Regions from separate parts of the Homo sapiens genome. Here region 2 is linked to region 1. A link is an interaction called in ENCODE POLR2A ChIA-PET data of the cell type or tissue named here. Cell type or tissue: PC-9. All regions are shown on one strand.

Evidence for each region. ChIA-PET counts read pairs that join two places held together with the same protein. Peaks named below come from ENCODE experiments on the same cell type or tissue, not always from the same donor. Only the 100,000 strongest peaks of a DNase experiment are listed, where the experiment ranks them.
Region 2: POLR2A ChIA-PET joins it to region 1 with 10 read pairs; 3 of 35 experiments call an interaction of 5 or more read pairs at or near these places.

The regions. Positions count from the first base shown.
Region 1 is chr2:168,544,033-168,548,032 of GRCh38, forward strand. It overlaps CERS6 (ceramide synthase 6), which reads left to right. Exons shown (of 10, transcript NM_203463.3): 2 at 3,564-3,669. Among named protein-coding and RNA genes, the nearest start is that of MIR4774, 37 kb to the right of the region's middle. In PC-9, no CTCF peak of the experiment used is centred here; a DNase peak (open chromatin) is centred at 1,809; H3K27ac peaks cover 1,552 bases.
Region 2 is chr2:168,709,325-168,713,324 of GRCh38, forward strand. The region is part of intron 6 of CERS6 (ceramide synthase 6); the gene reads left to right. Among named protein-coding and RNA genes, the nearest start is that of CERS6-AS1, 75 kb to the right of the region's middle. In PC-9, no CTCF peak of the experiment used is centred here; no DNase peak of the experiment used is centred here.

The DNA.
Region 1 (4,000 bases):
CAAATACTCACTGAGTACCCACAGTGTGCCAGGCATATAAATGAAAAGATGCTATGACATCGTTCAAAGAAAGATGATTTATGCACATACCTACCATGGGTCATTTAAACTTTAATGGACTTCAACATTTAAATTGAGTTAAATTCTATTAAGTTTGTCTGTTATTCTTCTCTCTCTCTCTCTCACTGTCTGTCTCTGCATCCTCAGATTTTGGGGCTTAGCCTGTCCAATGAATCAGAGTGGGGAGCTGATTATAACAATGACCCTTCTGGGAAAGAAATATACTGTCTTCTGCTTCCATTTCCCTGGAAGTAGAGGCCACTGACATCTCTGGTCCTCTCTGCAAAGTGGGGATAATGGTAATCCCGCTTCATCTGGTTGAGGGAGGATTAAATGAGATTGTGCACAGGGCTCTGGAGATGTGGACTTCGTTAAGGCCTGGTCCTGCTCTCTTGGGGGCCCCACACACAGGAGAGGGATGCACCTGTTACACCAACTCTTCTGTGGGAAGTGTGGCCACAGCATTCTGGGGGTCATTGGGTTGGATAGGGGAGCTGGAAAGGTTTGGGCCCTTAGAGAAGGCCAGGTGTGGATGAGCTTAGACCCCGATCACACTGCTGGTATGGACTCACTGTGGACCGGCACCAGGCCTGGGGTTTGAGGATGAGAGTCACCACAATTTTATGTCCACATGGGACCCTCTGCTTTTCCTTTTAACTGTGGCAAAATACCAGACGGGGGACACTTTTGTCAGTGCACGTGGTGCTGGGAACAGTTGGATGGAGGGTAAACTGGGGCAAGTGGTTACTCGACCAGATGTCCCTGGTTTTTTTCAGTGCCTATCCTGACATCTGGTCTCTTTTTTCTGCTTCTGCTTGGTATAATACTTTCACAACTTGAATACACATGGCTTGTTTCAGTGTAGCTGAGGCTGGTGAGCCGCTGGGCCCAGGAAAGTCATGGTTTGTAAATGCTATGATATGAAACCTTACCCATGGCTCCTGTCAAACATTTTAGGCAAAGAGACTCTATGATATGATTTTTAAATACATACATGTATTTGTAGAAACACATACATGTATTTGTAGAAACACACACATGTATTTGTAGAAACACATACATGTATTTGTAGAAACACATACATGTACATATATAATTATAATAATTTTTTCACATATGAGGAGATTAAGGCAGAGAGAGATTAATTCCTGTAGCTAAATCTCCATAGCCAGATAGCAGCAGAAATAATTCCCACCCTATCCTTTGGACATTGCTGTAAAAATATGTTAACAAAGCATCATATTTATTTGATAATTTTGATTATTGAAATTTGATAAGTTGTCAATTAAGTGGTATGCTGTTGCATTCATTCTTGGAATTTAAAGAAAATAGAGTTTTAAAAGTGGTTTGAAGCTTAAAAAGAGAAGGAGAGATGTATACATTATGTTGTATAACAAATACTAAAAATTTTTTTTGATTTTTTTTTTTTTGGCTGATAACAGAGGTGAGGAAGTTGAAGAGACAGTGTTGAGTAAATTTCTTGACTCCCCTACTGCCTGCCCATGCATTGTGACAGGGCACACAGAGAATGTCTGCTAACTTGTCCTCAGCACTCAACACCGTGATAGCAACAACAAAACATATTTACTGAAGACAACCAGTTGATTAAATGTCTTGACCCCCTCCTGTGTATGCACAGGCATTGTCACAGGGCATACAAAGAGGAAATGATCAGCTTCTGCATTGAGACTCAGTGCTATTTAGATGAAGAAAGAAGACTGTACTGGAACAGCAGGCTGTTACAAGGATGATGATGACAAAGTCGGAAGGGAATGTGAACACAATGTGTCAGAGGTGTGGGAAGGGGAGGATGAGGGAGGGCGGGGAGGAGTCCAACTGGAAAGACTAGAAAGAAACCATTGGAACAGTTGTGTCCTTCACACCAAATGCATTTTGTGGTCTTACTGTTTGCTTTTGCTGGACCGTATGTCTTTTCACCCCGCTCTGTTGTACCTTATGATGAGGGGCAAATAACCACAAAGCAGGAAACCTTGTCAAGGAAACAAGTTCTAGACTCTGTCTTGTGGTCATTGCCCACTAAATTCCTTCTTTCATCACTATAGCCATAGCCCCATGATTATCATTTATAGAGAAGGGCCAGAGTCGTTAGGAAAAGGTTATACTTACTGTCAAGAAGGTAGGGATGTAGGTAATGCAGCTCAGAAAATTTTACATTAAACAGAATTGAGAATGTAGAAGTTTGGGGAAAACTCCAGTTTCTAGAGGATTTATATATCGGGAAGGGGTGATTCTTCTTTCTTCCCAACTTTGTCCCAGAGAGCCCAGTGTACCAGGTATTACGGTGCATTTTCTCTGTCTTATCTTTCCTGGTTTAGGCTTGCACGTGTACAATGTTCCATTTTCCTGTTTAAATAAATTTCTTCACTTTTACTTGAAATAGGACCCAGTAGGATATTATGTGGTACTTTACATGTAAGTTTCATTGGTCCTACTTTAAAAACAAAAACCTTTGTCTACTGTTCTTTAATCTCATCAACTGTTATTAAGGAAGCTTCATCTAAGATTTAATTATGGTCTGTTTTGCATATTTATCAATTGTTGCCTTTGACCAACAGTGAATTAATTTGGGTAATACTTTCACATGATATGAAATTATCCTGTATTAGTAGAAAATATTAAATGTTACTACTGAAAATGAATATTTACAGAGTTTTATTTCTTGAGCATTTAGTCTAAAACAACTTTTAATTTTTTTTGTTTTACACAGTTTTATTAGCAATGTCCCCACACCTTTGGGGCCCCATGCACTTCACCTGCTCCCCTTCAGCACCTCATTCACACAGCAAATGCGACCAGAAAGAAGGCTCAGTCCTCCCATTCCTCTTGACGTAGGCATTGGCTTAGGATAAAAACAGTTTTGTGGATGTTCATAAACACTTGCGACTTTTCATCTTGTCTGGGACATCATGCCCTTCGACATCCTTCATTACTCTTTATGAGAAACAAGCAAATAACCACAAAGCAGAGAATTTTAAGAAGCCATGAGGGATTGGGGCTGAATTTAGCACACTTTGATTATAGAGACAAAAATTGCCAAGTTTATGACTACGGGTGGTCAAAGCGCTCTCTCTGCATGGATAATTAGATGCTTAGTAAACGTTTTCTCACAGTAAAAATATGACTATTGCTCTGTGTAAGAAGAGTATAAGTTATATTATTTTGAAATCATTGTTTTATTTCTATCTTATACACTTATATTTTCATCTCATAGTCTTTCTAGCTTTGTCTCATTAGAACTTGAGGATTGGAGGGTTTAAATGTTTTAAAAGGATTTCTTTTTTAATGTTACTGCTGGGGGCTAACAGAGAGAAAAACGGTTAAGTCTGCCTTACAGTTACTGACAGGAGTGTTGACAATGTACACCCATGAAATCCTACCAACACTTTATTGGGATAATTGAGTAATGTGTAACTGGTGGCATTAAGAATCACATAGAAAGAATAAATTCTGACCTTCTACTTTTTTCTTTTTGTAATTTTTAGATTTGTAGCCAAACCGTGCGCCATAGCCCTCAACATTCAGGCCAATGGACCACAAATTGCTCCGCCCAATGCCATTCTGGAAAAGGTCTTCACTGCAATTACAAAGGTATGATTGTCCTTTCCTGGGGTATAGATTGTCCCCGGTCACCATTCTCAGCCTGCTGTCATTCAATTTGTCCCCTTCTGGGTTTGGAGAATCAACTTTTGCCTAGCCTTATGCTGGAGAACGTGTTGTCAGAAGGAATGCAAGCGTAGTAGAAGCGGAATGAAGATGGGCTTGTCTTAGACTTGGTAGTTTACGCTCAAGTTGATTTTTAGTAGCTCACCTGAGAATAGTCTTGACTAAATAATGATTAGTCTAATTCTGTGCCTCTTTTAATCACATGTGAAGCAAGATGTGACTAGAAGCAAGATGAGGGCTGGGAGGGACTTTGTGG
Region 2 (4,000 bases), 170 kb after region 1:
CCAGCTTTTAATACTAAAATAGATGGCTCTTCCTTGAATTCTTTTATTTGAGACTTCTAATGAAGTTTGAGTGAAGACCATGTTTGATTTTTCCCCCTTGTCTCTGATAATTAACATAGGCAAAGCTACTGAAATAAAGGTCAACATTAGGGTAAATATCAAGCAGGGAACATAGAAGGAGCCCTTGATAATGGCTGTGAGTATGTCCAGAAACAATATGGTAGAATAGCAGGAGGTTGAGGACACAAGTAAAGCACGTGTCCACGCCAGTCTGTTATGAATAAAGGCTTTGGCATCAGTCTTCAGTCTGAAGACCAATAAGAAATCACAGTCTCTCTCTTTAATTGCAGTTATAGAAAATGCAGGAAAACATTTCAACCTAAAATGCTAATGTTCTTTCAGCCATGACTGTGTCTATGTGTGCACTAATCACTTTCAGCAGTTGCAAATATAAGGATGGAAGTTTTCCACCCTGCATTGATAAAATCCAAATTGGCAATTTGTTTAAAAATGGTTATTTGGACCAGATTCAGTGCCTACTCAAAGAAATGTGTTGGGTAAGGAGGATGTTAGTAACACATAAAATAATTATTACATGGCCTTTATTAAAGGTATTTTATTATGTATAATGCGTTCTGAAGCAGAAATGTAAAAGGTGACATCCATTATTCATTCTTTTTTCATATTCATACAGATAGGACTATAATGAAAATTGGTCTTCTGCCACGGGCATAACTGTGAGTCCTTCAGTAATAAAACAAATGTTTTGTAGGACCAGGTGATTTATATGCAAAAAACATCTTTACAAAGCAAATTTTGTCTAAAAAACAAGGCTCTTGTTTTTAAAGGAGCCGTGCTGTATTGGCAAGGCCATTGGGTTGTTTACTGATGTTATATCAGATACATCTCAGGAAACTTAATTATAAAATGGTACTAATCCTCCATAAGTGTTTTAATCAATTTATATTTATTCATTTTAAAATTAAATAGAGAAAAACCCTTGTTCTCTTTCAGTGAGCCAAGAGCAATCATTCAGAGCTGAACAATAGAAAATGTGGAAAATATTGTTCTTTTTAGGTATTCAGCTGGTTAAACTTTGAAATCTGTGTATTAAGCATAGCAAATATAAACTCAGTGAATTTCTGAATTAAGCAGTGTGTGTTTTCATTTGATTATGGTTAGGAAACAGTTTAAAATATTAGTTGAAAGGTAAGCTCTACGTTAATGGATCCATTGTTTTGAAGTAGTTATTATCTGGTAGAACACTATACTCCACATGATGGAATCTAATAACAGCTTGGAGAGAACAGATTTTATCTTTCAGTGGAAAATGTTATCAGTGCAATTTTTATTGTATGTCTAAGGCATTTTGGTATTGTCTAACTTTAATGACTTAAGAAAACCTTAGGTACTAACTGCAAAGACATCAGAATTTCAGAAGTAGGTAAAACTGGTAAGTTGCACCTGTACATAATCACTTATTAAACTCAGAGTATGGTCATCATTTCTCTTCTGCCAGTGAGCTGAGAACTAGATGTAAATGTGAGTCTAGAGGAAGGAATATAGTGGTAGGTTCTTAGGCCACTGCATTCTCAATGCTCAGTTCTGCCATGGGCAGTTAGAATTAACTGTTGGAAGACGCATGTTTCCCCTGACAGTGGAATCTACCATCAATGTGTCATGCTGTTTGGAGACTAGGTTAATTGAAAATAAGAGAAATCGTTGCACTTCATTTCTTAAATTATCTGACCTCATTTAGGAAACTAATATACTGTTTATCCTAGCAGTAAATCAATATGTATGGTTGTCCATAAATGTTAGGCACTTTCCAGGGTAGAAAATAACCTCTGGACATGTTCACTAAGCTGTAGACAGAATCACTTAAGCAATTAAAGTTGTTGAAGTTGACTTTTGAAACCCCAACCTGTAGTGACATCACCAGCTACTCAGCTGCTAAATAAAGAGGGTGCATGTGTGGGCTCTCCCACACTCGCTCCCCGCCACATATACACAAATATGAAATTAGTAAAGACTTAAAGTATTACTTAATCACTGTGGCTATGAAGCCTAGAATTATAGAACTGACAGGATAAAAATAACCTGATCCAGTCTCTTAATTGTATAGATAGCCAGACTCAGTGGCTCAAGCCTGTAATCCTAGCACTTTGGGAAGCTGAGGCAGGTGCATCACTTGAGGTCAGGTGTTCGAGACCAGTCTGGCCAACATGGTGAAACCCCGTCTCAACCGAAAATACAAAAATTAGCTGGGCGTGGTGGCTCACACCTGTAATCCCAGCTACTTGGGTGGCTGAGGCACAAGAATGGCTTGAACCCAGGAGACGGAGGTTGCAGTGAGCTGAGATCCCACCATTGTACTCCAGCCTGAGTGACAGAGCGAGACTGTCTCAAAAAAAAAAAAAAAAAAGTATAGTTAGGAAATTACCCCTACCAAAAATGACAAAATTAATAAGAGTTGGATTACAAATTGGCTGTTATGAAATAGATGTTCCATAATTGTTCAAGACACCTATATTTTTCAGTAGTCTGGTCCTGTCGATAAGACCCTGGTTTTAACATTCTTGCACTTATGTTTAAAATAGAAATTGCCTTAACCACAGACAAACCAAACAAAAAAATAATAACTGAATTGGAGAATAGAAATTAGAGACAGAGGCCTCTCTGAGTTGTGGAAAGGTGGATAGGTAAGTGAGGGTCCAGGATAGGTAAGTGGGGGTCCAGAAGAAAGTGGCTGTCACCCAGTGAATCAGGAACCAGGGCAGGAGCCATGAGAGCTAAAGGGTTACAGAGGAAAAGTACAAGGCAGTTCAGAAAAAGAGACACCACTAGGGGCCTCCTCCTTCCCCTTGGGTAGAAGATTAAGTCGAATTCACAAGGAACTGAGAAGTCTACCTAATCTGGTTTCTGTTGCCTTTGTAAACCAGATGTTCAGCTTGGCTGAACATCCACCAACCTTAGCACTGTCACCCACACTGATTCTCAGAACAAACAGGAATAGTCCCAAGGGAATGTTGTAGGATGGAGTTTATGAAGACATCTGTAAGAATAAAAACCTAGCCCTGTTTCATTTTCATGACTACAAGTAGTATTAGAGAGTACTTATAAGTGCTTTGTACCTTTTCCAGTATGATAGATAAAATTAAGTCCTTACAACCCCAGAAATAATTTTATTCTTGACCCTTAACCTCCCAATTTATATCTGAATACAAATGCTACGTAGAACAGTTACATATCAGGGATTAAATAGTAGCGTGATTACTTTTTATTCAACAAAGTTAAAATATCTTTTTAAATAGTGGTAATAGATAAGAAGAAGCTACTAATTTTTACAATCTGTAATGTTGCTGCTCTGGCTTCTACACGTCTCTGCTTCTTACTTGACTCCAGCCACACTCACCTCCTCACTATTCCTTGAACACATCAGGATAGAAAGAGTGTGACGGGTAATGCCTTTGCCTTGGTTGTTTTCTCTGGCTTGAATATTTTCTCCCCATCTCTCTGTAAGACTAGCTTCCTCATCATCTTTAAGTCACCTTCTTAGAGAAGCCTGCCCTGGTCTAGCCCCTCTGTGTACTATTATAGTCTATCTCCCCCAGCAACCAGGACTCCTCACCCTTCTCATGATTGCTTCTTTTTCCCCCATAGCACATTTTTACCTTCTACTATAAGAGATCATTTACTTATATTTTTTGTCTGTTCTCCCCTACTAGATTATACAGGTTCCACAAGGGCAAAAGTAGTTGTCTAGTTTGCTTACTTATTCATCCTCAAAGCCTAGAACTGTCTAGAGCATAGTAAATGCTCAATCACTATTTTTAATGAATAAATGACCATATGAATATTGACTTTTCAAGATAAAAATTTAGGTTTACTCCCCTAGATTTAACCTACATGTTGTGCTTTTTCATAATCACGATGTGCTCATACGTCAGTTTTCGGATATGCTTTTCATTTTCTTGCTGTCTCCCCTAGAGAGAGAGAG